Regions from separate parts of the Homo sapiens genome. Here region 1 is linked to region 2. Evidence: chromatin loops called from intact Hi-C (ENCODE). Cell type or tissue: MCF 10A. All regions are shown on one strand. Links, peaks and the distances in the headings refer to the core of each region. The heading gives the core; the rest is flanking DNA.

Region 1 (16,651 bases), core at 7,360-11,359, 1.1 Mb before region 2:
CATTCACTTGAGTTTCCTATGTTATTGATCATATAATTTCCAAATGATGACTACTTGTTTTCTCTTCCAGTCTTAACAGCACCTCCAGTATCATGTTGCACAACAGTGATGATAGCAGGTGTGGTGGATGCTTTGGATTCGTTTGCTAAGCATCTTTTCCAACCTCACTCTGATGTGTTTATTGGAGGAGGTTCAGCAAATGAAGCAGATATTTTGCTGGCGTGGATTTTAGAAGAGTGACATGTTGCATTATTGCAGAAACTTTCTTGTGAAGCCCAAATTTCTGAGATGGTTTCAGTTAATTTAGAAAGTTTATTTTGCCAAAGTTGAGGACACGCGCCCGTGACATGGCCTTAGGAAGTCCTGACAACATGTGCCCAAGGTGGTCGGGGCACAGCTTGGTTTTATACTTTTTATGACATCAATCAATATGTGTAAGAAGTACATTGGTTTGGTCTAGAAAGGCAGGGACAACTTGAAGGAGGGAGGGAGCTTCCAGGTCACAGGTAGGTGAGAGACAAGTGGTTGCATTCTTTTGAGTTTCTTGTAAGCCTTTACAAAGGAGGCAATCATACATGCATCTGTCTCAGCAGAGGGATGATTTTAACAGAGAAGGAGGCAGGTTTGCCCTGAGCAGTTCCCATCTTGACTTTTCCCTTTAGCATAGTAATTTTGGGGCTCCAAGATTTTCCTTTCACATTGTTCAATAGGCAGGTACAGATAATTTATATCTCTCATTTTGAAAAAGTATGTAATATATATGTAAGCTACATTGCATAATAATAAACACATGTGCTGTACTCACAACCCAAGTGAAGAATTAGAAATACTATCAACACTATTGAATCTGCCTGTGTATATTTCCATGCTTTCTCACTCTGCCACATGCCGCATGCCCCAGAGATAATCACTATTTTGAATTTTGTTTATAAGACCCTTTGCTTATTTTTTAGATACTATTATCACATATGGATATGAGCTTGTTTGTGGGCTGACATTGTGTATGTCATTGCTTGCTTTCATATGCCTATAAAGGTATTATATTGTATTAAGTCTTCTAGTTCTTGCTTTTTTCTCTTAACAGTATGTTTCTAAGATTTATTCCTATAGTTATTTATATCTGTAGTTCATTTAATTTTTAATGCTGTCACATTAGAAATAGTGTGAATATTCTGCAATTTATCCAATCTCTTATTTGCAAACAGTTTTAGCTATTCCCTTATTTGCTACAATACTGTTATGAACATGCTAGTTACTGTATCCTGTTATACATGTGCAAGAGTTTCCCTAGGGTATGACCAACCAAGGAATAACTGTGTCTTCAGATATGTGAATTCTCAAATTTACAAGAGAGGGCCAAATTGCTTGCCACAGTCTCTCTATTTACCCTCTGTCAAAAAGTGCATGAGTTTTCATGATTCATCTCCTTTAGGACACTTATCAGATTTCCTAATTTTTGCCAATCCACTCTAAAATGATATCTTATGATCTTAATTTGTATTTCCTTCATTGGTAATGAACATTTTTTTCTTGTGTTTATTTGCTATTTGTAATTCTTTTCTGTATGAAGTATCTGTCTTTTGTCCATTTAAATTTTTTGTTTTTTTAATCACTTTGAATAATTCTTTTTGTATTCTAAATATTATTTCTTTGTCATATGTATGTTGCAATATTTTCTCCTGCTTTGTGCTTGTCTTTATGTACTTTTAGTGTTTTATGATGAATGGATATTAATTTTAATATATAATTTGTCAATGCTTTTGCTTATGTTTATTGAGTTTTGTGATTTTAAGATTTTTTTCCTATCTTGGATCACATTCTATGAATAAAATTGGCTTGTCATTTTCATGTTCTTTCCTAGTTTCGGTGACAAAGTTATTTTGCTTTCTTAGAATGGATGGGGACTAATATTTCATCTGTAAGTCTCTAGAAGAGTTTGTGTATTTTGGAACCATTTATTTGAAAATTTGATAGAACCTGACTGAAAAATGACTTCCCTGTGTACAGATTTTTAATTATTGGTTCTATTTTCTCATACAATTTAGGTTATATTTCTTCTTGAATCAGTACTGTTATATTTTTCTAGTAAGTGTCCATTTTATCTGTTGTCAAATTCATTGTAATACAAATTGTTTATAATGTTATTTTATTCCTTTTTACATCTGTGTGGAATCTGTTCATATGCCCTTCTTTTCATTCCTAATATTATTTATTTTTCTCTCCCTTCTTCTTCCCATCCCTCTACCCCTGGCTAATGATTACTAGGCTTTTGTCTGTCTCAATAGACTTTTCAAAGAACCAGCTTTGGCTTTTTGATCCTGTTCTCTGATCTGCTCTTATTTTATGTTCTTCTTCTTCGTTTTTTTTTTTTTTTTTTTTTTTTTACTTTTTGGGTTCATTTTGTTTTCCTCTAAATTCTTAAATTGGATGTCTAAAAAATTAACCTCCAGCTTTTTTCCCCCAATACAAGCATTTAGAGCTATAAATTTCTTTCCAGATATCAATTTTGCCTCAATGTACAAGTTTTGATAGATTTAATTTTAATTTAAATTTACATATAAATATTTTTAAACTTCCATTATAATTTTGTAATCCTCTTTATTTTTATCTTTAGTTTTTGTTTTATTAACTTATCTGCTCTTTTCTTTATCCTCCTCTTCCTTTATTTTGATTTATCCTGGTGTTCTCTTTCTAAATTTTTAGCTCAATAAATTTCAGTCTCTATTGCTGTTATACCTATTCAAGGCTGTATATTCTTCCTGAAATATCACTTTTGCAGTTTTTCACAAATTCATCCCCGTAGTTCCTCATATTCCAAATTTTCACTGTATGAATTTGTGCTACGTGAATGGAAAGAGCAACTAATTTTTTTTCTTTTTAGATAGATCTGGAGACTCTCACATTTTCTCATCTGCAAAATGGGGTTTTTGTCTGTTAAGGCTCTTTCAATTCCATAAGACAAGAAACTCAGTTCCAATCTATTTAATAGAAAGGGAGGCTGGGCACACTTCGTGCCTCCCTTGTTTCAGGAGTCATGCCTGTAATTCCAGAACTTTGGGAGGCCAAGGTGGGAGGATTGAGGCCAGGAGTTCAAGACCAGCCTGGGCAACATAGGCAGACCATGACTTTACAAAAATTAAAAAAAAAAAAAAAAAGCCAAGTGTGGTGGCACATGCCTATAGTCCTAGCTACTCAGCTACTCAGGAGGCTGAGGTGGGAGGATAACTTGAGCACAGGAGTTCAAAGCTGCAATGAGCTATGATTATACCACTGCACACCAGCCTGAGCAACAGAGTGAGACCCTACCTAAAAGAAAAAAAAAAAAGTGGGGACGGTGGGAATGTAGTGACTCATGTAACTTAAGAGGTCAGGGATATGTATAATTTAAGAGTATCTTTCGGATTGGCTAAAACAAGGTGAACAAAGTCTCCAGTCTCTATTTTTTGTTTTTCCATTTCTTTTCTGTGATTCCTTTGTGTTGTCTGGAATCTCAGGCTTCCCATAGGAAGATTGTCATAGTAGCTTCCATCTAGAGACAAAGCAGCCAACTTGCAACACCATGGTGTCAAACATGAAGATGAAAACCACAAAATAAGAACATCCCAACAGAAAGAAGCATAGGTTCCTGATTGTATCATGATGCTGCCTCATACTTATGCTTCTATAAGTATAGAAGCATACTCTATGCTCACTTTTTAAGAGTTATTACATGTAAGATTTTGTTTCTTCTTGCCAAATGCAGTCCTAACTGAAAGCATTTGAAAAGCTCATAATGCAGAGACTCGCCCAAACCAAATGCTCAATGAATCATAGCAATTACCACTTCAACGCTCCCTAGGAGTGCTATTTTCTTAGAGGGTATAAACCTTACTATGCAGCTTACCAAACCACACTATGTGGTCGCTATCTATCAATATTTTATTTTTTGGACTTCCATAAGGTCAAATCCCTCTTCTGAAATCAGATTCCTGCCTAGGAGAGGAAAACAAGGATTTGGGAATTTAAAAGATGCGTGTGACTTAGATTTTCTCCCCAAAGAAAAGATTGTGTCCCATGGAGCAATGTTTGAGCAGGTATGAATGGGTCTGGGGAAAGCTGATGAGTAATTCCATTTTACTGGCCTCTAGGTCATTTCAATTGTGTTCCATAAGGCACAGAGAAGACAGCCAAAGGAAAATTCAGGGTTGCCACAGCTTATGTAGTTTCCATGTCTAATCAATGAGTCTGCAGCTCATATGAATGAGAAATTTTAAATTGATTACACAGCAGTAAATGAGTACTTTACTGTCTTTTCTGTGTGAAAAATGGCTATGTTCATCCCGTCAAGTGGAATAAGATGATTACATGCACTATTGTTTTATAATAGTTATCCCATCAATAAAACATGATTTCACGTCTTTCAAGGGGAGCTAAAGTGCTAATATTTATTTTGAAATAAAAAGGAAACATTTATAAAAGCTTCCTATTTAAAGTCCTCTAAACCATTTAAATAATAAGAATAGTATTTCTAAATTTACCTTTTGGTAAAGTTATAGCTAACATAAAGCTGAAAAGATAAATAATAGTTTAGTTAAAAGGAGCAGAAAAAATATTGAATCAGAAACTCCTTCCCTCTCCCTATTCACACTGTGATAGATTGCGAAAAGGGTTTTGTTCTTTAACCGCCTTCCAGCATTCATGCCCTTTTCAAGGTGACATTATCATCTCTTCCATCAACAGTGAGGTCTAGAGACTGCCTGTGGCAATTTTAAAGTACAGTCCCCAGATTCTTTGACACTCCTTTATTGAGAGATGGGTTTATGTTTCCTCTACTTGAATCTGGGTACTTACTGCTTGACAAAAGGAATGTAGTATAAGTGGCGCTGTACCAGTGTCTGGGCCAAGCCCTAAGAAACTTAACTGTTATTTCCTGTCTCTTGTGATGCTTGCTCTTAGGACCCGGCCATTATCCCCCTGGAGAGTATCACAGGAGAGAAATTTGCCAGCCAGATGATGGAGCCATCTTGGAGGTAGATCTTTCAGCCCTAGTTCAGCTTCCCAGCTGATATCTACTAGAGCAGAGATGAACTTCTGTACCAAGCTCTGCAAAGAGCAGATTTGTGAGCAAAACAAAGGATTGTTGTTTTGAACTACTATGTTTTGAGGTGGTTTGCATAGAAATTGATAGCTGGAATACTGCCCTTGAATATGAGCTATCTGTGTGTTTTACTCTAGCCAATAGAATGGAGGAAGTGATGTTGTGCCAGTTCAGAGCCCATATGTATACTCAAAAGGCCTTGAGAGCTTCTGTTCTCTCTTGGTACCCTACCTTTGGAGACTGTTGGAAGATGAGAGACACGTGGCCAGCTGCTCAGTGACCCAGCCAACAGCCAGCCTATCTGTAGAAATATAAGACCATTCTAGACAAATCAGCCTTCCACCAAATGACCAGAGATGCATGAGCAAGTTAGTCAAGAGCCACAAAGCCTGGCCCAGACTAGAACATCTTGAATGTTTCTCTCACTACAATCATTTTGGCCTTTATCATTAATAGGATGTTGTTGTGGATGGGCAACAGATCACACCAGCAAGTCCCTCTTTCTCCATTTTTACAACAAGTTAAGGCTAAACTCCAACCATGATGCATGTCTGTTAGGAAGTAAGTATTAGCATTGAGACACTAATAGATGACAGATAGATGACAGAATAAGAAACAAGAATGTTTTGGGGTGACAAAGTGTGGTAATAATTCAAAATCATTATTAATACAAAATTGAATTTTAAAAATGGAATATATGAACAATGGAAAGCAATATAGCACTGAAAATGAGTTAACTAAAACCACATGTTATCAATGGGAGAATCTCAAGAATATAATGGTTAGTGAAAATACAACTTGGGCGGCAGAATGAAGTATTTTCCTTTTAGGTATCTAAAGTTTTGCAACAGTTGGCCATGTAATTAGACACAGATATTTGGGTGGGCTACATGGAAAAGGGTATTGATTATCGTTTATTGGAAGTAAAAAAATGGATTTAATCAGTTTTATAAGAGCTGTCAAAAGACAAAATTACAACCACTCCCCCCAAATTAGTTTAAAGATCTAATTGGCTTTTGTTTGTGATTCTAGAATCAGGCAACACGTTATTTAATAAAATAGAATAGTATTCTGCGGGGCATGAGAGAACAGTTGGTTTTTGTAAGGTGGGAACAAGGAAACAGAACAATTTTTTAAAAAGCAGGTTGGTTAACACTGGTTTACTACAGGTTACTTTTCTTGGAAGGGTTAAAGCACAGGGAACTTATGCTGACTCAGGTAGACTTGATTGCTGTGAATCTCTTGTTTTCAGGAAACATTGGTCTGTTTGGACATTTGCTTGCTTTCTTAAAGTTTCAGTCTGATGATGTGGCATTTAGCATTAGTGACCCCATTTCAGTCTGGTCTGGTCTGCTGGGGCCTTAGTGCAGAAGCTCGGTCCAAAACAATGACCTCTCTTAATTTTGTTTAATAGAGCATTTTCAAAGTTTGGTCAAGTTTATATAAAAAATAACATTTAAGCCTAATAAGCTATCTATTACAATCAATAAGCTACTGGCATTTTAACAGACAATAATTCTTGACAACTATGGAGTATATATAAACATATCAATGAATTAGACTTTAGCTTTCATTTAGTTTTATGAAAGAGAAAAGGGAATCATACATTGCTCAGAATTGGGTTGCATAAGATTTTCATAAATGTTACTTAGTATATTCGGAATATACTTGTCCTCTAATTCCATGGACTCGGTTTCTGCTAGTAGGGCATTGTTTACTTCTACCTTAATCAATGCTTTTGGGAACTGGAGCACAATAGGGCAAAAGTGCATAATTATTCTGACACATCCTGAGATTTGCATTACAGAGGCTGCCACAAGGCTTAAAGCTTGATTAATGCTTAGTGGTGAATTTCTTCTGAAATTATGATTTTCACTCTGCCAAATAGCTCTGCAGATTTTCAAGATCTGTGATTACACCAACTGAGGGTCTTTCACTCTGGGAAATGAGTCCTATCCCCACTTGCCTTCTCCCACATCTGGTCTGTGACTATATGCCAGTGCTCTGAAAACTGATCAACAGTGTTCTTTCTTCCTTTACAGTTTTGTTTTTGCGGTGGATTAGATTATATTACTCCCTCCCTGTTAGAGGTGTATACGTCCATACTTTAACATGTGACTTTGCAGTGCTTCTTGCTGTAGGAGGGGTATACCTCCCTTGTCCCCTGACCTGGGGCTTAGATAGGTAACTTACTTTGGCCAGTGGAATACTAGCAAGCATGACATAGCTGAGGTTTGCTTGTGTGGCTGAGCTTGTTCTCTTGCTTGTCATCACCACGAGAAGAATTTGTCCCTAGTAGTCTCTGGACCAGAGGTAGAGCAGATTTGAACCCAACCCACACCTAAAGCAGAACCACCAAACTGACTTGCATACATTTGAGTAAGAAAAATAAATGCTGAAGGTAAGATTTGGGGGTTGTTAAATAGCAAAAACTGACGAATATAAGTTTCAAGTTGGGTCACTCGGAGCTATGTAATTCCGAATAGACCATGATCTGAGAAAGTTTGGTAAATCTCTTCAACAAATAACTATGGCACAGCAATTTTACAACATTAAAATAAATTGAAGACACCTTGTAGACCTAATAAGTATCCAGTTTCCTCTGTTAACACAGCTTTTAATACAGGTAAAATATAGACATGAATTTCTTCTTAGATGCTCACAGGCATTCTGTTTCTTTTCTGTTGTCGATGTGTAATTTTCAAAGAGTTAAAAGCATAATTGCCATGCAAATGTAGAACGTCTACTTGTCAGCAATTTAGTCAACCTATTAATGAGAGAACAAGTGAGATAGTAAAACTGGTTCCAAGAATATATGAGGAACAGTTATTTCTAGACACTAGCAAAAAAAAATGTTAAAATAAGATTGCTAGGCTATATAGAAAACTGGTTAATGTTCTATGGGGCAATAAACATTAACTTTTAAGGTTCTCTTTTCTAGTGGAAGATGGAAGTAAATGACAACAAGCAAAATGAGAAGAAACAAAGGCTACTGTTCACAGTTTGCTGAGCAAGGGAGTCAGCCACTATTACTTGTATTTTGGAAGAGACTCAAAGGCAGGCAGAGGAAAAATCTTATTTATAGTGGTAAAAAGGGAAGGCTTTGGGGGTACTCTGATTGAAGGCTGCTGTCATGGGGGAGCTGAAGGCAGGCTAACTAGAAATGGTGCATCCCATGTGATTGGTTGGGATGCATATTTGGCTTTCTCTGGCTAGTACTAAGTTGAAAACAGAAACAGAAATTAAAGAAACTGTCAGTTATTAATCTAGTCCTACCCATTTTGGGCCAATTGTTACAGGGGCTATTTTTTGGCTTCCTGGATGGTTACTAGAGATGGTGGTCTGATTTCCTGTAAATCAGGCTGGCTATAAGTCAGAAGTAGGCTGGCTTCCTATAGATTATGGGTTGGTTTCCGGGGATGATTTTTGCAGGCTATGGATCAGAGGTCTATTTTTATATATGGTCTGGCAACTTTCTATTTGTATATTCAATCTTTCAGTACAAAATTCTACAAATTAACATATGTGTAGTAAGTCAAAAACAGATACATTCTCCTAGAAAATTAAACAATCCTTTGTGTAGGCCTATTCAGCAAAATTCTAGTATGGCATTGAGAAAACACCCTACTTTCCCTTTACCTTATTTCCAAGTTTTTGATAATGTTTTACCACTGTATATTAGAGAAGGATAAATATAGAGGTTGTTAGAAATTCATACAATTCTGGAGAACATAGACACTAGATAAGAACTGGACAGAAGCACTGTAATTATTTCAGAATACATTTAATCCAGGAGGAAAAGGCAGTATTAGAAAGATCTATGTTGGGCAGAGTTTGAACAGCATTCTTCAATCTGCTTTACCAAGCATAAAACTTGTATTTTTAAATCTTTGTCTAATTTACTTCTTTAATTTATTTCTCAGTTGGTTCACACTTCAAGAATTGAAGAGACAGATGTTGTCTCTTTTTCTCCTCACATCTTAACACTAATTACTTCCTACAAGGTATCATTCAATAAACCAGAAAAGTAAGATCAATATCACAGATGCTCTTGACCAATGATACAAGGGAAACTGGACACATAAACCTTATCTTTTGCCCTTCTCTCCCCCATCAGAGTAGCACATGAGACAACTGTACTCAGCTTTGTAAATTATTAGCCAAATTTCTTAAAATTCTTAAATTCCTTACTGGCAGGTGGCTACAATCTACTGACGCATGTGTGTTTGAGAAATAGACATTTTTCTTTTCCAAAAATGTATAAAATAAAAATCCTTCCATGCCATCTTTTGGGTGTTTCTGGCATTATGTTATTTGTCTTTACATATATAGTTGTTAATTTTGGTAGGTGTCTAATTATGGACCACTATTTCATAAGACAATGGGACAGTATTGTTAATGGGAAACATCTTCAAAATATAATATTAACTTTAAATACAAATTTAATTAACTGGTCTCAACCATGAGGAAAAAGTCTATATTTATAATTCAAATTTTATTTAAACTCTACCTTCTCAAGTACCGTTGTTATGCAGCTTACTCATTTCTACAGTGCAATTTATAACAAAAATATCAATCACCTGGTTATCCACTAGATGTCAGTCCATCCTCACACTGAGGTAACAGGTAGACTATTCATCTGGTGACAAAAAAAAAAATCTGAGAAGTCATATACTTGCCTCCCTCCCAGTGGCATGAGGGACACCACAAGCAGGCCAACTTTCCATTCTTTTTTGTGTAATATAGGCTCAGATTGCCTTTATCATTGGCTAACTGACATTGGCAAACTGTGGTCTCAATAATCTCTTGCTTCCCTCTCATTAAACATGGCAGGCTCCAACTGAATTTGAAGGGAGTAATCAATGCTTTGTTTGGCTGTGTTAAATTCATGACGCAGAATGGAACTGAATGCCAGGATCATACGATACAAAAATAAATGTGTCTCTCAATCATGTGGTTCATTTTTAATGACCCCCAGAATGGAACATTACACACCCATTGACTGTAACCATACTGCCTGGCATGACTTTAGCTGCCAGCATCCTCAACAGCATCCTCCCAACAAAGGCTCAGGGTATATTTAGGATGCACAAAATTTATAGTATAATAGTTCATATGCTCTTAACTTCATATGAGCAAGTATTTTAATCAGGATGATCCTGGTGCAGGCTCAGAGGCATTTATGTAGTTGATAATTATGGTTTCAGAAGCTCTTTGCAGGGAACAGTTTACATTGGCAGTCTCTAAATCATATCTAGTTGAGTTAAAGCTACATTTGCCAAAGTGTCCTCTGACAGACACTGGTCCTGTAGGATGTGAATAGATTATAATAAAAGGATTCATAGAGGAGAATTCCATGGAATACTCTGGAAGAAACAGAATCAAACATGTTTCTCTGATGCAGGACTTCCCAGCACTTTTAATAGTGTCATGTGCAAATATCCAAGAAGAGGCTGTAATATGTGGGTTTTCTTTTTGATTTTAGAATAATTATTTTACAGAATATTTTGCCAAAGAAGTTAATTTTGAAAAAAGCAAAAGAGACTTCTGGACTACAAAGAGATACTTAGTCTCATGTTGCCCTTCCACCCTTTCTTACTGTTTTTCTTTCTCTTTCCTTCTGCATCATATATTGAACATATTTTATGTGTCAGGCACTATGCTGGAATAAAGTAATTTAGGTGTCATGCTGCAAAGAACAAAGGGTATTACTAGGGCATACTTTTTCTAGTAATACATAGAAATCCTTGTATCTAGGTACATTTTACATTTGGAAAGTTTCAAGGTCTGCAGCCCACCTAAAATAGGCACTGGCTATTGCCGTTGGACCCATGTTGTATCAGGGAAGGAAGTAGTTCTCTATGCAGTCAAAGGAATTCTTTCAGCTGGATTTGAAATCTTTTAGTGAGGACTTGACAAGAAAAGTGTTTAACCAACAGGAATTTAATGGGAAAAGTTTGGAGTTGTCGGCAGGACAGAGGCAAGTTTTGGAACAGAATTAAGTGATCCAAAGAGCCTGCCTTAAAAAACTACATAAGGGAGAGTATTAGAGGGAAGAAAAGGGTAAAAATGCACACACAGAGCAAAAATGAAGGCATGCCATGGGAATATGCCATGTCCAGTGGAAAGCAGGGCCCTGTGGCTGAAAGGAATATTCTTGGTTTGATACTTCTCTATTGTGAGCAGTACCAAGACACTTTGTAAAGTGCACATCGAGACCTCAATGAGGCAAATTCAGGCTGCTAAATATAGATGCGACAATGCCAAAGGCTGGGCCTCATTTCCCTTGGGAAAGGCATGTGTGGTGGGTACCATCTGCTCTCAAATCTATCAATTTGCCCTAAAGTCGTTGTCCTGGAGATTGAGAATGCCTTCATTCCCATCCATGCTTGATCATCTCTTTTAACAGATTTCTAGCATTTTCTAATAAAAATGCAGAGAAGGCTAGAGGAGAGAGTGTGTGGAGAAGTGAAGTAACATTATTTCTGTTGAGAGAAAATTTAGAAAATGGTTAGGTTATGAGAATGAGCTGCATCAAGTAGAAAAATGAAGATGTGTCCTGAATCTTCAGCTAGAAGCACTGGGCTCTGATAAATACATTTAAGACTTTAACAATCATTCATATGTAGGTTTCACTTCACCAGCTTGAAATACAATATAAAATTACTCTTTAAAAAACTTTTCTTGGGCTGGGTGCAGTGGCTCATGCCTGTAATCCAAGCACTTTGGGAGGCCAAGGCAAGTGGATCACCTGAGGTCAGGAGTTTGAGACCAATCCAGCTAACATGGCAAAACCCCATCTCTACTAAAAATACAAAAAATTAGCCAGGCATGGTGGTGTGTGCCTGTAATCCCAGCCACTCAGGAGGCTGAGGCAGGAGAATCACTTGAACCAGGGTGGCAGAAGTTGTAGTGAGCTGAGATTGCACCACTGCACTCCAGCCTGGGTGACAGAACGAGACTCCATCTCAAAAACAAACAAACAAACAAAAAAACGAAACTTTTCTTGAAATTATGATATGCAGGTATACCTCATTATATTACACTTTGCTTTATTGAGCTTCTCAGATATTGCACTTTTTACAAATTGAAGGTTTGTGGCAATTCTGCATCAAGAAAGTCAGTTTTTCCAACAGCATGTGCTCACTTCATGTTTCTGTGTCGCATTTTGGTAATTTTTATGTTACCAAAATATTTCAAGAATCATCATTATATTTGTTATGATGATCTGTGACCAGTGGTCTTTGATGTTACTATGTAATTGTTGTGGGGTGCTGTGAACCATGCCCATATAAGACAGTGAACTTAATTGATAAATATCATATGTGTTCTGAATGCTCCACTTACTGGCCATTCTCCTGTTTCTCTCCCTCTCCTCAGGCCTCCTTATTTCATGAGACACAAAAATACTGAAATTAGGACAATTAATAACCCTACAAGAGCCTCTAAATCTTCAGGTAAAAGGAAGAGTTGCATATCTTTCACTTTCAATCGAAAGCTAGAAATGATTAAGCTTAAAGAAGCGATGTTGAAAGCCAAGACTGGCCAGAATCTAGGCCTCTTGCACCACACAGTTAGCTAAGTTGAGAATGCAAAGGAAAAGCTCTTGAGGGAAATTAAAAGTGCTTCTCCAGTAAACACATGAATAAGAAAGTAAAATAGCCTTATTGCTTGTATGGAGAAAGTTTTAGTGGTCTGGATAGATCAAACCAGCACATTCCCTTAAACCAAGGCCTAATCGAAAACAAGACTTTAACGCCATTTATGAAGGCAAAGAGGTGAGAAAGCTGCAGGAGAAAAGTTGGAAGCTAGCAGAGGTTAGTTCATTACGTTTAAGGAAAGAAGCCATTTCCATAACATAAAAGGGCAAGATGAAGCAGCATGTGCTGATGTAGAAGCTGTAGCAAGTTACTGAGAAGACCTATCTAAGTTCATTGATGAAGATGGCTGCACTAAGCAACAGATTTTCACTGCAGCCTTCTATGGGAAGCAGATGCTATCGGTTCTTTCATACCTAGAGAGAAGTCAATTCCTGGCTTCAGAGCTTCAAAGGATGGGCTGATTCTCTTGTTAGGGGCTAATGCAACTGATGACTTTAAGTTGCAGCCAATGTTCATTTGCCATTCTGAAAATCCTAGAGCCCTTAGAAATTATGCTAAATCTACTCTGCCTGTGCTCTATAAATGGAACAACAAAGCCTGGATGAGAGCACATCTGTTTACAGCATGGTTTACTGAATATTTGAAACCCACCATTGAGACCCATTGCTAAGAAAAAAAAATAATCCTTTCAAAATATTACTGCTCATTGACATTGCACCTGGTCACCCAAGGGCTCTGATAGAGATGTACAAGGGGATTAGTGTTGTTTTCATGCCTGCTAACACAACATCTATTCTGCAGCCTATAGATCAAGAAATAATTTTGACTTAAGTTTTATTATGTAAGAATTATATTTTGTAAAACTATAGCTTCCATAAAGAGTGATTACTCTGATAGATCTGGACAAAGTAAATTGAAAATCTAACGGAAAGGATTTACCATTCTAGATGCCGGTAAGTACATTTGTGATCTATGAGAGAAGGTCAAAATGTCAACATTAAAAGGAGTTTGGAAAAAGTTTATTCCAAGCCTTGTGAATGACTTTGAGTGGTTCAAGACTTCAGCAGAGCCTGACTAACATGGTGAAACTCCGTCTCTGCTAAAAAATACAAAAATTAGCCAGACATGATGGCGGGCACCTGTAATACCAGCTGCTCAGGAGGCTGAGGCAGGAGAATCGCTTGAACCTGGGAGGTGGATGTTGCAGTGAACCATTGCACTCCAGCCTGGGCAACAGAGCAAGACTCTGTCTCAAAAAAAAAAAAAAAAAAAAAGAAAAGAAAAGAAAAAGAAAAAAGAAAACCAAATAAGCATGACGTTTCCCTGAAGCAGGCCATAAAAGAATTCTCTGACCTACCTCCCCTGAAAATAAGTCATAAGACCCTCATCCCAAAGGGATCCTGCCTGATACCTAGAGGCCAAGAAAACTTTGAACAAGCAGGTCTTGCTGAGTTTTCCCCAGTATGTTACCATTGAATCACACCCTTTTGTCCTCCTCCTCACGCTTCTGTACCACAGTTCATAAAAACACAGTTTTCCCTGAGTCTTTGGGTCTTCATTTGTGAAGGTTCCCATGTAATACAAAACCTTTAAAACAAATTTGTTATGCTTTTCTTTTGTTAATCTGTCTTTTCTTATGGGGGTCTAACCCATAAAGCTTGTGATGAGTGAGGAAGAAAAGATTACCTTTACTCCCCTACATATACAACTCAAAACTTAAGAGAAATGGGGTCTTGACCTTGCAGCTATTTCTTCCAGAATGTTCCTTGAGTTCTTTATCAATTAATGGATTCAAATAAACACATCATGTGATGTACCTCCTAACTCCACTGCCGCTAGCTCTAAGCTCTCGGCCCTGGTAAAGCTAAAACATTTTCCAACAGAACAAGATACCTACTTTCCATTTGTATAATTAAATGGAAAAAAGACTATTTTTTTCCAAGGTGACCTAATATTGAATGATAAAAAGAAAGTTGCAAAAGGATATATACAACATGATACCATTTATGTAAAATTTAAAATCTTACCAAATATTAGTATGTATTATTGACAAAAGTTAAAAATAGACCTGAAAATAAAATGTACCGGTCTCAGGACAGTGGTGACCCTTGAATAGAAGTGATTGTAACAAGGCTTGAGGAAGTGAGTAGAGGCCCTAACTGCGTTTGTGACATATTCTTTTCAGAGTAATTCAAAGCAAATATAGTAAAATGTTAACATCTCTTAAATCCTGGCAATGGGTTCCCAGGTGGTTGTTATATTATTTTCTGAACTTCAGTTTATGTTTGAAAGATTTCATAATTTTAAATTTTAAAAAGTTTTTCTCATATACACTTCTTAAATGTTAAGTCGAAAATGTTAAGTTGAAAAAGTAAGAACCAAAACTGGTTATGTATTATAATCTCAACCATGTGCCAAAAAAATGAACAGAAAGGGGATTGAAAAACAAGTAAATCAAAATGTTAATAGTCATTTCCAGTTTGGGGCAATAGTGGGAGATTGTGTGTGTGTGTTAGAGACAGCATGTATGTTCTTTATATGTCCCCTTATTTTCTTAATGAGTGAAGGGATCTGGAATATACCACTATGGGATAAAATTATTTTGAGCTCAAGACATTTGAGAATCAACATATGCAGAAGGAGGCTTTGCCTGACACCCCCACCCCCACCTTGCCCTTATCTGCCTGAAAAAGCAGAGCCTTTCAAAAGAATTCAACTGCCATAGATTCTCCTTCAAAAGAGGCTTTCCTACATGGGGTAGGGGAAGAATTGATTCCTATTATTTGTGGGGGGTGAGGGGGTGGGATTGATTCCTATCACCAGATAAATCACATGAACTAACATTACCATAAAACTGTCATACTTCCCATCTGTTCTCCTAAGGGCCAATTTATCTGTGCCGAGTCATTCATTTTTCCATAAGTGCCTTTTCTCTCCCTCCCATTCTCCTATTAAGATGGTATATAAGCCCCAAATTATAACTGCTTCTTTGAGCCATATTTTCTGTAAGCTCCTGAATAAATGTATGTGAATAAACCTAGTCTATTTTTTCCTGTTAATCTTTTGTCAGTTTAATTTGCACTCCTCCAAGTGCTGAACTGAAGTGGGTAGAGAAAAAACTTTTCCTCCCTAACATTACCTACCTAATTTTTACGTGATTATTTAAATTGCATAAATGAGGAGTGCAGGAAGAGTGAAATGTGTTAAAAAAAAAAAAAAAAAGTCTAGCCCAGAGTTAGCAGATACTTGCCAAGGCAAGGATTGTATATGTACAAGTTCCCCACAGTCCCTTAGCACTACGGGAAGTGGTAGTTTATTTCTCTCTCCTTCTACCTTGTTCAAAGGCGAGGCACTTGCTCCTGCATCCTCAAACTGTAGGTTTTAGCAATTTCCTTGCATGAAAACTGGGTTTTATCTCTGGGAGTTCCACGCTGCTGTGGTGCTAAGAAGGGGTTGAAAAGAAGCTCAGCAGGCCCTACTAAGAAACTTAATTTAACAGTTTTCAACTTCTGGCAGGAGCTGGTTAATCTTGTTTAAAGAAGGCCTGGACTTCTAATTTGAGCCTTTTATCATTTGCATCAAGAATGTGCTTCCTAAATTGCCATAAGACATTTGTCTGAAATGGAAGTCAGGTTAAGAACAAGACCAACAAGGAGAAAATAGGCTACTTAGTGAAAAGAGACATTACTGAGGATAAAGGACACCTGGAGGTAAATCCGCAGCAAGTAGCAGCTCTTAATCAACCATCCCATATCATGTGCAAATGCCCTACCCTTCCTTACCTCACTGCTACTGCAACCGTCACATTTTAGGAGCTCTCCACAAACCTCTCTGCTTTCTGGAACCATCCTTCCACCTACCAGAGAAATTATTCCTATACCTTATCCCCTAGCAATGCTTCTCAAACCTTAATGTGCATATAGATCACCTGGTAATCTTGTTAAACTGCAGATTCTAATGTAGCAGGTCTGCA
Region 2 (16,651 bases), core at 4,658-8,657:
ATAAGGGAAAAAAAGTATCTCTCTCTCAAACAAAGATAACACTTTCCAGGAGGGAGGGAGGGTGGTGACATGGTCAGGCTGAAAGCTGAGACATGATCACATGAAGTTGCCTGTACAGGAAACACCTAAGACGTGCTGCAGTGCCCTGACCCTGACTTCAGACTTTAGATGGTCATTCTAGAAATCTCTGAGTGACATTTTGAAAATATGGCTGTAGTATTTCATTCTCTTCTAAGTTCTTGACCATTCTTTTCTCTACCAAAGAGCAGACTTTATGCATCCTGCTGAGCCACTAGAATATTTCTAAGACAGTAGTTCTGGAGGTTAACTTTTCTAGATACAAATTGGATAATAAAGAAACTCATTATCCTTAGTCTCAACTCACATGAAATCCTGAGGGTCCATCCTGAGCCATCTGAAGGTTCAGATATGTCAGTGTTGATTTCACCTTTTGATTTAAACAGTACCTTATCCCATTCCTACAGTGAAATAGCTAAAATCTGCTATAGTAATGAAATGAATTGTTTTCATGCCACTCATCATATATACTATTCAGTGCCGACAATAATTATGCCTCACAAGTTTTTCCTTAGAATCTCAGAACTCAATAAAAACAGTCATTTAGTACTTAATGAGTAGATAGCACCTAATTAGTTTTAGTATCTCGAATGCTTCAGAGGAAAGGCAGCTTATTAGTAGGAATTTCTAAACATATATTAAGCCTTCTAATGCCCCTGTAAGTGCTATAAACATTTTAACATTTTAGTACAAATGCTGAGAGAGTCAGTTACTTGCCATACCACCAGACATAAGTTAGTAAAGATGAGAGTGAATTCTAATTTTCAATCCATTTCTTTCCCTGCAGAACTCAACAGAGTTCCTTTTAATGGCGGACAATATAGCACAATGCAACTTCTAGGGTTGTTATGTGATTTGCTTCTGATGCAATGCCTTTTATTTTGTGTCCCTGGTGCAGTTCTTCTATCATTACAATGGAAAATATGACAGCTCAATGCAGAAATGTGTTCAATCTAAAGTAAAACACATGCAGAAGCATCAGGACTCAATTCAAAATTCTGTTAATAAACATCACTGACAGAGTATCTTAGCTTAGTTAGCAAGTCAGACTTCTGTGACATTAAGGTATGTGCAAATCTGAAAAAGCCTTCAGCATTTCCACACAAGTCTGCAAGATTTAGGATTGCAGCAGGCTGAATTTTTCTGAAGGCATTTCCCAGGTATAATAACAGGCTGGCACATTCAAAGCACATTTTTCTAGGCAGGTATTTACTTAATTGCTATTTAATGCACCTTCAGACATAAAGTTCCCTTGAGTCAAAATGAAATTACTCAATAGCCACAGACCAATCCATGAGACTTATTCCCAAAATATAACCCAAACACAGCACCTCTTGTCACTAAGAGAAGTTTAGAGAGATGGGAAAAAAACAAGTGGCTAGCCCTTCTCTTTCTCTTCTGTTAAATAACATTACTTTCATGACCTGGTTTCTTGAGATTCATCTAATGGGGACCTCACAACCAATGCTATCAGCCAATTTCTGCATACTCAAAGAACACACCAACTATGCTCTCTTACAGTATTGTGACTCCAGTTGAGCTTTTTTATAGATTATGAAATATTTAAATCAAAGAGGTATGAGGAATAATATAGTCACCATGCTGCTTCACAAAGAAAATGCTAATACAGTTAAAGTCCTGTGTGTATTTCTGTACCATTTCTTCCCCAACACCTTTCTCCCAGGAATAACCACTATATTAAAATTGGCATTTTATTGTTTCTCTGTGTTTATTATTTGAGATTCATTCATACAGATATGGATTTTATTAATTTCACTGCAGTACTGCATTCCACTGCATTAAGATACCATATTTTATTTATTCAATGTTCTATTGATGGACATTGGAATTATTCCCATTAGGAGCTATTAAGAACAATGCTGCAAAATGCCTACATGTACATGTCTGCTCAGATATATGAGCAAGAGTTGCTTTACGGTATATAATATCTAGGTTATGCACAGTCTGCTACTCCCTCAAAAGGTTGTACCAAGAGCCTCTGTACTTAAAAGCCTGTTTTAAGTGATATTTACAGAGTAATAAAATGTTTAATTTTCTAATAAACTTAGTATCTTCAAGCGTTTTAATTTTGCCAGCACTCATAAAATGGAGTAGCTTTTCATGTTTATTGACCATTGTCTTCCCTTTGTAAATAGTCATTCACCTCTTTTCATTTTTCTTTTTATTATTGATTTATAAGCATTATTTACATATTATAGATTCTAAAAATATATAGTCCTGATTGGAACATGAATATGGAGGGCTTTAATAGGGAAATTGCCCCCACAGTGTATTTAATTAAATATCTAAAGTGGTTTTATGTAGTGAAAAGAATGTTTGTGTTTTTTTTTAAGATATAAATTCATGATAGATATATAGTAAACGAAGTAAATGCCAGGAAAAAGAAAAACTTGAGCAAGAACATAATCAGTGTACTTAAGAACCTCAGTTTTAAGTAATTATAGCATAATAAAATGTAAATATCATGCATTTAACCAAAAAGAGTGACATAATTTTATTGTCAAGTAGGTTTGTGTGGGGAAATAGGATGTAATAAAACTAAATTCTCATTTTATATAGCAGGAAGTCAGTAGATAATAGATACAATTTTTAAAAAAGTGAATTGCATGCTACTTAAAAATATGGAGAAAAACACATCAATAATAAGTTACTAAAATACTTGAAAGCATTTGCCTCTAAGGAGTAGAATAAAAATAGGCAGGAATGAGACAGGGAACGGTTGGTTTTCAGTACAAATGCTGTATTAATAATCAACTTTTAAAAGTTATACATGTATTACTTTGATATAAACATTAAATTTACAATTTTAGCTATACCTATCTATGAAATTTAGAATTTTAGGTATATCTATCTATAGGCATATAAATAGATTACAAACACAAACATAAAAATAACATAGGAACCCATGAACCAAATGTTTAATAGTGTTTACATGGGGTCTCAAGGTTGTAATTGACTTTTATTTTCTAGTTAATACTTTTCTGAGTTCTCCAATATTTCTAAAATACGCATATATTTATTTCTTAGCACAATATTGGTGCTATTAATTTTTAAAGTGAAAGGAAATAATTAAAAAGAACAAGATTATCCTTCAAAGGGTGTAGGAAATGGACTTCAAATGATGGGAGGGGAGGCCAAAAGCAAAGAACAATTAGGAAACCATGAAGGCCTGAACTAGAGAGTGTCCATGCTAAAAAGTTCAAATTAACATGTTTTGGTAAGAAACTTAACTTAATGTGGGAAAAGTTTGAAGCATAAATTTTGAGAGCCTTTAAATTCTCTGGTTTGGGCAAACTGGTGTTCCCATTCACTGAGATAGGAAATTTGTCTTGTAGAGCAAATTGAGTTCCATTTTAGAGATACTAAATCCTTTATTATGCTGCAATAGTTGGAGTGGTCTAACTGCTGTAACTAACAACTGCAATTCTCAGTGGCCTAACAAAACTTGACTCTTCTTTCCAGCAAAATCTGGTGCAAATGTTTCTGGCTGGTGAACCTGTGAAACTATCATCTTTTAATGCTGTCGGGGAAGAGAAAGAGCTCGGGTGATCGCACAGACCATGATACGGATGATACACAGAAGTGATCTGTGTTGATTCTAACCACATCCCATTAGCCCTATGTCTATCATACAGCCTGCATAACTGCAAGGAAGGTTGGCAAATGTCTAGTAAAACACAAATATGAAGCAAAGGTTTAGGTGGACACATAGCATTTTCTCCACTCCAGACCTCCTGGTGGGGAAATTCAGGAGACAGAAATGTCCAGCTGAATTAGAAATCTGAACGAGAGAAAACGTTCAATAATGTCATTACTTAAATGGTAGTTGAAGTCAGGATTAGGTGATTTAGGGGGCGCATAGACTAAGAAAGAATTGGCATGGAACCCAAGAGAATGTGTAAACATATGCAAAGGAGGAAGGAAGAGGCAGAGAGGAAACAACCAGAGACAGAAAGTTAAATCAGATGAGAGAATCAGTGAAGGAAGAAACTCTATGATGCCAGATGTTAGAGAAAGGCAAATCGAATTTGGACAGGAAAACTTTTCTATGTTGATCTTGGCAACTAGAAAGTCATTGGTAGCTTTCACATACAAGGATTAAGTAGGTTTGGAAGCAGGAATCAATCTCTGGGGGTTGTGGAGAAAGTGGGAAATGAGAAGTATGAATGAATAACAAACATCTCTTTCAAATCCTTAAATACTTTGAAGGGAAGGAGGGCCAGAGAGCAATTAGAAGAGTAGGGATGAATGGGTGATGGAGAACTCCATATATTTTCTTAGTAACCATTTCGTTTCCTATTTATATGAGTCAGAAACACTTAATTACCAAATAGATTCTGATCAATGTAAGCACACTGGTTTTCTGTAATTCCAGTGCAAAAGAATATACTGCTTTACTCAGACTGAATGCCCATACCAAGAGTTTTGAATTATCAATTACAACTTGCCAATTCTATTTACTATTTACGTTAATCTGGGGCCCCAGTGTGAGAGGCCATGTTCCCCATTAAATCGCTCAAACATGTAGCAGGCAGGAATTCTCATAAAATTAAATTTTGTAAGGGGAGGATTTAGATTTTGTAGAAAATGTAAAATAGTGTAGCATTGGGCAGGATTAGAATAAGAAAAACATGATATTGTGGGAAAGGGGAGGGGAGCCAGAAGAAAAATTATGTTTGCTAACAAAGTAATTAAATGCTCTGTGGAATATCCATTTAGTTATATATTTAAATGGTTTAATAATTTTTTAAAATTATAAAATATTTATTTTTCTTATATTCCTTTGTTTCAGTTTTTTTGGTAGCAACATTTAACATTCGGACTTACTCTCTTAACAAATTTTAGTAATTTGTTAATTGCTATATAAAAATAGAAACAATTAGGGTAACTATCCAGAGTCTCCGGGAAGGTGGGAGGGCGCTTTCAGGATTTCGATGACCACTCAGCCTCAAAGCTGTGTTGTCTGTGAGATAGCATTAGATACAAGATCATGTTGTTATCCAAAGTGATTGTGGAAAATATATTAAACTAGGGGAGAGGCTTAAGCTGTTTAAGAGTATTTGCTTCCCTCCTCCTGCACCCCTTGGTATAGGATTCATCAGTTCATAGGCCTGAAAGCTATCTCTTGGTAAGCCTAAAAAGTCAGAGCCTGGAGTTCTGATACCTTTGTTCCTCCTAATTGTGTCTCCCCAGCAGCACAAGTGCAGACATCCCTGACCACAGGCTAGGAAACTCACTTAATACTTTTCAGCAGCTTACCAAGAGGAAACAGGGGGAGGGAAATCACATTTTCACATGAGAAATTATGATCAGCTGTGATCCTCTGTCAGCCCATGAATTTCAACTGGTGCTGCATTTTCAAATTCACTATTTCAGTCCTAATCAGTCTGTGGAAAGCAGTCATGGGGGTTATACTTCACAAGCAGTTTGGCTTACTGAACACTCAAAGGAGACTGCAAGCGAGCTTTCAGCTGATAAAATTTGCTCCTCAGAGTACAAAGGGAATATAAGTAAATCTGTCTTTATAGGCCCAGCATTTGAAGCAAACTAAAGAATAGCTTGAAAGCATTTGATTGTCAGAGATTTGAGGCAAAGCCTGGATTTTCAATAGGCGATGGGCTGGGGCATCCTCTGTGCTGAAGGCGGCAGGAGTTTCTCAAAGCCCTACTGAGTTGGAAATGGAAGGACACATTTTATTTCTAGTGCTAAGAAACATCTGGAGGGGAAAGCCTTGCTTCTTGTAGTTTCCTTGGATATTAGAACCTGTTCTACAGAACCCACAAATTCCAAATACTTTTCCCAGATGAATCCCAAGAGGCAAAATTTTAGGTGGACTTTGTCATAGAGTTACTGTATCTAAAACAGCTTTCCATTACCGGACTTGGAAATAAATAACCTCATGGAAGTACACATATACATGTAAGATTAAGCTACTGTTTCCATTTTATTTTTGTTTGTTTTCCATGTGGGGGTAAAAATTTCAGAAGTGTATAGTGAAATTAATGTGTTTAAAATAAATCCTACCTTATTGAAAAATCAATAATACTCATTGTTGAAGTTAAAAATCTCTCTATGTTAGAAAAATGCAAAGCCTAGAAGTAGCTGCTTTAAATTATTGAGTTTATGTACCCAGACCCACAAGCACGCTTGCTGGATTGTAGTCTGTGGTGCCCTCTGGTGGAACAGAATCACTATCGTGTCTCTTAATCCTTAAAACCAAGTGTCAATGTTCAAAGAAATCTAGATTCATTTTAGACAGATGTGTCCTAGGATTTGAAAGACTTCCATGAAGTGTAATGCCAGCTGTTTTGGGGGGTGTGTGTGCGTGTGTGTGTTTTGTTTTGATTTTTCAATGAATAGAAAGTCCCCTACTTTTGAATATTCATCCTATGTTGATTTGTTCAGAATTTGAGGCTTCTATAGATACATTTTTGAGGTGTGCTTTAAAAAAAATTATTAAAAAGAATTCTGGTAATTCCCAATTCCATAGTTTTAGAAGTAGTAACATTTCTAAACTTTGTCTTTGATAACTTAGTCTTATGACTTGTTTGGTGTTTTTAACCACATAATCTAAAATTTACTACCAGTAAGAGAAATGCCTACTTAAATGGAATCATTGGAAATGATGTTGTACAAACAAACAAGTAAAATAACACCACCACCAAAAATGAGACCTATTGTGAATGCAAGCTTGATTTGCAGCATGTTTGCCCATTTTCACAACCATTGTAGGTTTGGGCCCTATTCATAAATAATACTGTTAATGGGAGTTCATTCATGATTTGGCTCTCTGCTTGTCAGTTGTTGGTATATAGGAATGCTTGTGATTTTTGCACGTTGATTTTGTATCCTGAGACTACGCTGAAGTTGCTTATCAACTTAAGAAGCTTTTGGACTGAGACAATGGGGTTTTCTAGATAGAGGATTATGTCATCTGTAAACAGACAATTTGACTTCCTCTCTTCCTATTTGAGTAACTTCTATTTCTTTCTCTTGCCTGATTGCCCTGGCCAGAACTTCGAATACTATGTTGAATAGGAGTGGTGAGAGAGGGCAATCTTGTCTTGTGCTGATTTTCAAAGGGAATGTTTCTAGCTTTTGCCAATTCAGTATGATATTGACTGTGGGTTTGTCCTATATGGCTCTTATTATTTTGAGGTATGTTCCTTCAAAACCTAGTTTATTGAGAGTTTTTAATATGAAGGGATGTTGAATTTTATCGAAGGCCTTTTCTGTGTCCATCAAGATGATCGTGGTTTTTGTTTTTAGTTCTGTTTACGATAAATTACATTTATTGATTTTCATATGTTGAACCAGCCTTGCATCCGGGGATAAAACTAACTTGATCATGGTGGATGAGCTTTTTGATGTGCTGCTGGATTCCATTTGCCTGTATTTTATTGAAGATTTTTACATTGATGTTCATTAGGAATATTGGCCTGAAGTTTTCTTTTATTGTTGTTGTATCTCTGCCAGGTTTTGGTATCAGGATGATGCTGGCATCATAAAATGAGTTAGGGAGGAGTCCTTTCTTTTCAATTGTTTAGAATAATTTCAGAGGAAATGGTACCTGCTCCTCTTTCTACCTCTGGTGGAATTCAGCTGTAAATCTGTCTTTTTCTGGGCTTTTTTTGGTTGGTAGGCTATATATTACTGCCTCAATTTCAGAACTCGCTCTTGGTATTCAGGGATTGAACTTCTTTCTGCTTCAGTCTTGGGAGGGTGTACGTATCCAGAAATTTATCCATTTTTTCTAGATTTTCAAGTTTATTTGCATAAAGGTGTTTAGAGTATTCTCCAATGGTTGTTTGTATTTCTGAGGGTCAGTGGTGAAATCACCTTTATCATTTTTTATTTTGCCTATTTGATTCTTCTCTCTTGTCTTCTTTGTTAGTCCAGCTAGCAGTCTATTTTATTTATTTATTTTTTCCAGAAAACAAGCTCCTGGATTTGTTGATTTTTTGAAGTCTTTTTCATGTCTATATCTCTTTCAGTTCTGCTCTGATCTTGGTTATTTCTTGTCTTCTGCTAGATTTGGGGTTTGTTTGCTCTTGGTTCTCTAGTTCTTTCAGTTGTGATGTTAGAGTGTCGATTTGAGATCTTTCTAGCTTTTTGATGTGGGCATTTAATGTTATAAATTTCCCGCTTAACACTGCTTCAGCGGCATACGAAAGATTCTGGTATGTTGTCTCTTTGTTCTCATTAGTTTCAAGGAACTTCTTGATTTCTGCCTTAATTTCATTATTTACCCAGGACTCTTTCAGGAACAAGTTGCTGAATTTCCACATAGTTGTGTGGTTTTGAGTGAGTTTCTTAATCTTAAGTTCTAATTTGATTATGCTGTAGTCTGAGAGATGGTTCCTTGTGATTTCAGTTCTTTTGCATTTGCTGTGTTTTACTTCTAGGTATGTGATCAATTTTCGAGTAAGTGCCATGTGGTGCCAATCTGGGAACACAGCTAACAAGGGAAGTGAAGAGCCTCTTCAAGGAGAACTACTCAAGGCATTGCTCAAGGAAATCAGAGAGGAAACAAATGGAAAAACATTTCATGTTCGTAAATAGGAAGAATCAATATTGTCAAAATGGCCAAACTCCCCGAAGTAATTTATAGATTCATTGGTATTCCCATTAAACTACCATTGACATAGGTATTATGGAAAAAAGCTATTTTAAAATTCATATGGAACCAAAAAAGAGCCCGTGTAGCCTCGACAATCCTAAGCAAAAAGAACAAAGCTGGAGGTATCACATTACTCAACTTCAAAATATACTACAAGGCTACAGTAACCAAAATAGCATGGTACTGGTACAAAAACAGACACATAGACCAATGGAACAGAATGGAGAACTCATTTATAAGACTGCACATCTACAACCATCTGATCTTTGAGAAATCTGACAAAAACAAGCGATGGGGAAGGGATTCCTTATTTGATAAATGATGCTGGGAGAACTGGCTAGCCATATGCAGAAAACTGGAACTGGACCGTTTCCTTACACCTCATACAAAGATTAACTCAAGGTGGATTAGACTTAAATGTGAAACCTAAAACTATAAAAACCCTAGAAGAAAATCTAGGTAATAACACTGAGGACATAGGCACGGGCAAAATTTCATGACAAAGACATAGGCATGGGCAAAGATTTCATGATGAAGACATGCAATTGCAAAAAAGATGCAAATTGCAACAAAAGCAAAAATTGACAAATAAAATTTAATTAAACTAATTTTTTGTTGTTGTTTTGAGATAGAGTCTTGCTGTGTCACCCAGGCTGGAGTGCAGTGGTGTGATCTTGGCTCACTGCAACCTCTGCCTCCCAGGTTCAAGCAATTCTTCTGCCTCAGCCTCCCAAGTAGCTGGGATTACAGGTGCCCACCATCAAGCCTGGCTCACTTTTGTGTTATTAGTAGAGATGGGATTTCACCATGTTGGCAAGGCTGGTCTCAAACTTCTGACTTTGGGTGATCTGCCTGCCTCGGCCTCCCAAAGTGCTAGGATTACAGGTGTGAGCCACCGTGCCTGGCTGTGATGTAATTAAACTAAGGAGCTTCTGCACAGCAAAAGAAACTATTAACAAACAGACAACCTACAGAATCGGAGAAAATTTTTGCAGTCTATTCATCTGACAAAAGTCTAATATCCAGCATCTATAAGGAACTTAAACAAATGTACAAGAAAAAAAAAAAAAAAGTGGGCAAAGTACATGAACAGATACTTCTAAAAAGAAAACATACATGTGACCAACAAACATGATAAAAAGCTCAACATCACTGATCATTAGAGAAATGTAAATCAACATTACAATTCTCACACCAGTCAGAATGGCAATTATTAAAAAGTCAAGAAACATCAGATGCTGGCGCAAGGCTGTGGAGAAATAGGAATGCTTTTACACTGTTTGTGGGAATGTAAATTAATTCAACTATTGTCAAAGACGGCGTGGCAATTCCTCAAGGTCCCAGAATCAGAAACAGCATTTTATCCAGCAATCCTGTTACTGGGTATATACTCCAATAAATAGAAATCATTCTATTACAAAGATACATGCACAGGTATGTTCCTTGCAGCACTATTCACAGTAGCAAAGACATGAAATCAATCCAAATGCCCATCAATGATAGATTAGATAAAGAAAATGTGGAACATATACACCATGGAATACTATGCAGCCATATAAAGGAATGAGATCATGTCCTTTGCAGGGACATGGATGGAGCCAGAACCCATTATCCTCAGCAAACTAGTGCAGAAACAGAAAACCAAACACTTCATGTTCTCATTTATAAGTGGGAGCTGAACAATGAGAACACATGGACACAGGGAGGGGAGCAACACACACTGGGGCCTGTTGGGGGTGTGTGGGGAAAGGGAGAGCATCAGGAAAAATAGTTAATGCTTGCTAGGCTTAATACCTAGGTGATAGGTGCAGCAAACCACCATGGCACACATTTACCTATGTAACAAACCTTTGCATCCTGCACATGTACCCCAGAACTTAAAATGAAATAAAATACAATAAAATATATTTTAAAAATTAGTGGCTGAATATGGTGGTTCACGCCTGTAATCCCAGCACTTCAGGAGGCCATAGCGGGTGGATCACGAGGTCAGGATATCGAGACCATCCTGGCTAACAAGGTAAAACACCATCTCTACTAAAAATACAAAAAATTAGCCGGCCGTGGTTGTGGGCGCCTGTAGTCCCAGCTACTTGGGAGGCTGAGGCAGGAGAATGGTGTGAACCTGGGAGGCGGAGCTTGAAGTGAGCTGAGATCACGCCACTGCACTCCAGTCTGGGCGACAGAGCAAAACTCTGTCTCAAAAAAAAAGAAAAGAAATTAGTAACACTGATTTCCTTCCTTCCCAACTTGAGAAAATTGTAAACTTTCCAAAATGTTCGAATCTTATCAGAAGAGATTCTACAGAATATGACACTCTGAATTACCTCAGAAATGCAAAGTGTGTTTTTGAGAGTGTGACAATAATAAAAAAGCTTAAGCCAAACAAAATTGGACATATTTGAAGACAACAATGAAAAAAACAAAACATAAACAAAAAACGAATTTTGCCTCTGAAAACCAAAAGCTTTAATAAGATGCATTAGTTGAGAGAGAAATTAAAAATTGTCTTAAGGATCTGGACACATAACCTGAGGCCCAGAGAGATGTAGTATCCTGGTCACGTTCTCTAAGTAGAGAGCCCACTGTGACCTATGGAACCCAGGTCTGATTTTAAAGTTTGAGTGCTTCCATTCTGCCAGGATTTCTCTCCATGAGGTAAAGAGCTGGGTCCTATCTGAATAGGCAGGTGTGCATGAGCCCCTATCTACAAGTGTGAATGTGTGTGTTCCCATTGTTCATGTTGTAATGTATGTGCATGAAAAGACAATATTTCCAACCAATACAGGCATGTTTTGAGACAGTAGAACATGGTTCTGAGAAGCCTGAGTACAAAGTAAGGGCTTACTCACCGAACAGGTTATTGGTTTTACCTTCCTTTTGAGACCATCCTGCCAAGCAACTATCATGCCAATGGCAGCACTGTGGTCACATAAGAAGGTCTAATGATACTAAACTTTCCAATTTTACAACTGAATCCAATTTACCCATTCTATTCTTACCCAGGAACATTGTGGTTATAATATGGGTTCCAATTTTCTCCAGAAACAAAAGAATCTGATTATATGTTCACAAGAATCCAGTCTCCATAATGGTCAGTGTCATTTCATTCAATAAATTAGCCTTTTCATTTTGCATCAATTTATTCATTCATTCACATGTTCAAAAATTATTTATTGGTCTTGGCCTACAGAGGACAGCCAAAAAATTATTTACTGGGAGACATCCAGTTTCTCTCAGGATAATGCTGCTTGAATACAAATGTTTCTACTTTACTTACCAAACCCATACAGAGCATTTAGAAAAGAGAGAGAAAGAGAGAGAGAAAAATTACAATCTATGCCTATAGCATTACAAGGAAAGAAAACATATTACAACCTTCAATTTATGTACAATTACCTGAGAAGCCCATGCCAGGGTGAATAGTCAAACATATTACACAGAAAAGAAGTAGATGCAACTGGGAAAAACTAACATCATCATCATCATCATCTCTGTCTCTTTCTCTCTCTGTCTCTGTAATCACTCTGGAGAAGCCAGCTGCCATGTTCTGAGGACACTCAAGCAACCCTATGAAGAAGCCTACATGAAGAGGAACTGAGATCTCCAGCTAACATCCAGAGAACAGAGGTCTCCTGCCAACAGCTTGGAAGAGAATCCCTCAGCCATAGTCAACCCTTTAAGTGACTGCAGCCCTGGCTGACATCTCATTGCCACCTCATGAGAGGCCCTGAGCCAAAATCTCCCCCTTAAACTGCTTTCCAAGTTCCTTTCCCACAGGAACTGTGGTATAATAATTGTTTCTTGCTTTAAGGCACCCGATTCAGGATGATCTATTATACAGCAATAGATGGTAACTAATGTAGGGCGGGTCAAATGGAAAGGATTTGGATGTGCCTACGACCACAAGTATTAGTCTTGCAAGAGTAATGCTTTCTGGAAGAGATGAGCTATCTTAATAGGGAAAGTCTTCCCTTGGAGGCTTGGCAGTGAAGGGAAAGAACAAAGCAAGTTTATAAATTAAGGGTCTAAAAGAAACATGAAAATTACAGAATCGAAACACACAGCCCTCTTCTATTTCACAAACACTACATTTAACAACCTGCGTTTCACTGTGCCAACCAAAAAGTACATTCTTGAACTAAGAAACCTGATAAACCACCTAAATCCCAGACTCCCAACACAGAAACTCATGCTATTATTCACCCAGGAAAATTTAGGACATTTAAAAACAAACAGAAAATGGCAAGCAATAACAATATAAAGCTACTGTAAGAAGAAAACAGAATATGAACATCAAAACTCCTCAGCTAATTAAAATTATGTCACCTGCATGTGAAATCATAAAATGGAAAACTTGTAAAACAGTACTCTGATATAAATTAAATATCTTTAAACGAACACTTGTAAATATGAAAGACCTTAAATTAGACAAAAATTCAGACTAGAAATGGGCCAAAATAGGAAGATGTGATATGAGTGTTGACAAATCCTAGGAAGTAAATTGAAGAAAAATTCAACATTATCTCAGAAATAAAGACTAACATGACAAGGCTGAACACAGTGGTCCACGCCTGTAATCCCAGTAGTTTGGGAGGCCAAGGTGGGTGGATCACTTGAGGTCAGGAGTTCGAGACCAGCCTGGCCAACATGGCAAAACCCCATCTCCACTAAAAATACAAAAAACTAGCCAGGCGTGATGGCGGTTGCCAGTAGTTCCAGCTACTTGGGAGGCTGAGGCACAAGAATTGCTTGAAGGGAGGCAGAGGTTTCAGTGAGCCAAGATCGCGCCACCGCACTCCAGCCTGGGTGACAGAGCCAGACCTTGTCTCCAAAAGGGGAAAAAAAAGACAAAATGACAAGTAACCTAGGTAGTGAAGTATCAACTAAAATAGAAAAGACATTAAGGAGAGGAATGAAGCAGACGAGAAAAAGAAAGAGTGATAAAGTGATACAGAAGATAGGCAGAAGATCCAAGAAAAACAATGAAACAAACTAATGTTTAAAACTAACTATTTAAAACTATAATCAAAGAAAACTTTCCAGAAATAGAAAATCTCAATCTATTTATTGAAAGGGGTCAATATTCCTGGAGAATCAAGGTTGGGACACATCCTAGAGAACAGACTGACAGGCTTTAATGCTATAGAAATAAAAAAATTGGTTATTCCAGAATAAAAAGACCACATTTCTCTCTCTCTCTCTCTTTCTTTCTTTCTTTCTCTCTTTCTTTCTCTCTTTCTCTCTCTTTCTTCCCTTCCCTTCCCTCCCCTCCCCTTCCCTTCCCTTTCTTTCCTTTCTTTTCTTTTCTTTCCCCTCCCTCCCTCCCTCCCTTTTCTTTCTTTTCCTTCCTTCCTTCCTTCCTTCCTTCCTTCCTTCCTTCCTTCCTTCCTTCCTTCCTTCCTTTCTTTTCTTTCTTTCTTTCTCTCTCTCTCTCTGTCCTTCCTTCCTTCCTTCCTTCCTTTCTTCCTTCCTTCCTACTGTGTTACCCAGGCTGGTTTCAAATTTCTGAGCTCTAGTGATCTTCCTGCCCCAGCTCCCAAAGTGCTAGGATTATAAGCAGGAGCCACCACGCTGTGCCAAAAAGACCACATTTCTTATGAAACATAAGATCAGTAGGATCTTGACAGTAATAAGCAAAATAAATAATAGTGGTACAAGAAATTTCAGTAAATTCAAGGAAAAGATATATGACTCACAATTTTACATCCAGCCAAATGTCTTTCAAGTATTGAAACTGTAGGAAAGCAAATTTAAACATTCAAAGACTTGAGGGATATTATACTCCAGACCCTTTCTTGAAGGGTGGACCAAAGGAAGACCTTCATCCAATGGGGATATGGCAAGAAAAACCTGAACAGAAGGAGTAAAGTAAACATTGGCTAGACATTTTTTTAAGATCTAGCAATACAACAAAGCTGAAGACAAGGGAGGAACAAGAGTACATAAGGTTATGTGACCTGATCTAGTAGAAATAAACATAAAAAAGAAGAAAGAGGAAAATTGAATAAATGTATTGGTTGCTGAATAGATAACATGTGGGAGCCAAAGGATAATATTTAAATTTCATAAATCAAATAGTAGAGTACATAAGATGAAAATATAATGATAATGATGATAATAATGATAATACTAATAATAAAGTGTTTATTTCTACCAACTATTAGATAACATCAATAACAGTTTATTGTTTTTGTTATTATCATTACTTTATTTAGCCACATAGTATTTTGAAATAATAATAATTGGGTGCCTTTAAATAGGGCATATACTGTCCAATTCCCACTGGGTCTGCACTCCTATAATGTCACTTATTCACATTCCCTGCCGAGTCCCAGAAGGCATTTTAGTTGAGGCCATGGGGATACTTTATACATAGCGAACAAAATACATGTAGATTTTGATTCAAGAAGCTGACACATCTATCTATATCTGATTAGCATTCATGATCCTGATAAAATTTGAGGCACTGAGAAAGTGAGTTCCTACATATGAAAGCCTGAGGTTTGGAGGAAGGATTTTGAAGAATTTACTAAGATGAACAGAATACTACTTCATTCAGTCAACCTTCCTTGGCAACACCATATATATAGATATCCGTATTTCCAATGGTGCCTTTAAGCTTATTTGATTATGGTGGATTGAGATATAATATTATCTTCATTTATAGAATGAGGTAATTTTATTACTTATCATGAAACCTGGAAAAAAATGTTTTTGTAGTGTGATGCCAAAAGAGAGTAACAAAATCTTCATAAATAATTTTTCTAAACAAGCAATTATAGATGACCTACCTACTATGTAAAGTAGGATGTTGTGAGAAATTCTATATATTCAGATGAGGACACAGCCAATAATTATGCCAAATTCTAAAATAATAGGTTAAATACACATACATCAACTAAAGGATGTGCTCTGATGAGGGGGTAATAATTCTTAACATGTGCTGCAAATAAGTTGAATGAGCTTAGATAATTTATTAAAATAAATCTTGAAGGTCAAGGTACCAGATTCCTGCTGTATCCCTCTTACCTCCATCCCCTCAGCTTCATCTCTGATGTCCACTGTGGCTTTTGCCTAGTTCCATATGAAATTTAACTCATCTTGCTCTCCTAGCAGCTCACTCTTAAGTGTGTATAGCACATCTTTTGCTTTTCGGCTGAGGGTTTCTCTTTTTGGCATACGTAGAAGTACAGAGGAGTTAGTACACCCTAGGGCAACCTTCAGTGGGTACTGGAGTTGATAAATGTTTCTTTTTCGAGATGATCTGGTGGGAAATTCTGAAAGTTGTTTTGGAAGCTCCTCAGAAGGTCTGTTTAGATGAAGTTGCCCATGTTGTTTGCCAACTCAATAGCACACTCCTTTTTTCTCCTTCTTTTACACGTTCTCTGGCCCTGTTTCTAGGAATCAACTCCAAATATAACTACCTGCACACCAGACCTTGTTACTAGGTTTTAGGAGATTCAGGTGAGGCCAGTCATCTAGCAAAATGTAAAGAGTCTAGCGATTATGGAAACCAGTATTAAAACTTCTCAAAAAAACAAAATAGAATTACCATATGATCCAGCAATCTCACTGTTGGGTATATATCCAAAAGAAAGGAAATTGTATATTGAAGAGAGATCTGCATTCTCATGTTTATTGCAGCACAATTCACAATAGCCAACATATGGAATCAACCTAAGTGTCCATCAACAAATGAACAAATAAAGAAAATGTGTCATATATACACAACAAAATATTATTCAGCCATAAAAAGAATTGAATCTTGTCATTCTCAGCAACATAGATAGAACTAGAGGTCATTAAGTTTAATAAGCCAGGTATACAAAGACAGATATCTCATATTCTCCCTCAGGTGTGGGGCCTAAAAAAGTGGATCTCATGGACATAGAAAGTAGAACGGTGGTTACCAGAGGCTGGAAAGGGAAG

The links. Hi-C counts contacts between places; a loop is a spot of excess contacts. Peaks named below come from ENCODE experiments on the same cell type or tissue, not always from the same donor. Only the 100,000 strongest peaks of a DNase experiment are listed, where the experiment ranks them.
Region 1: a loop joins it to region 2, with 4 times the contacts of the local background. A loop is called at or near these places in 16 of 110 quality-filtered maps.

The regions. Positions count from the first base shown.
Region 1 is chr3:31,125,383-31,142,033 of GRCh38, reverse strand. No RefSeq gene overlaps it. Among named protein-coding and RNA genes, the nearest start is that of MIR466, 28 kb to the left of the region's middle. RefSeq lists an enhancer at 15,971-16,472. In MCF 10A, for the core only: a CTCF peak has its summit at 9,696 (motif pointing right); a DNase peak (open chromatin) is centred at 9,683.
Region 2 is chr3:30,032,064-30,048,714 of GRCh38, reverse strand. No RefSeq gene overlaps it. Among named protein-coding and RNA genes, the nearest start is that of RBMS3-AS1, 110 kb to the right of the region's middle. In MCF 10A, for the core only: a CTCF peak has its summit at 6,272 (motif pointing left); a DNase peak (open chromatin) is centred at 6,254.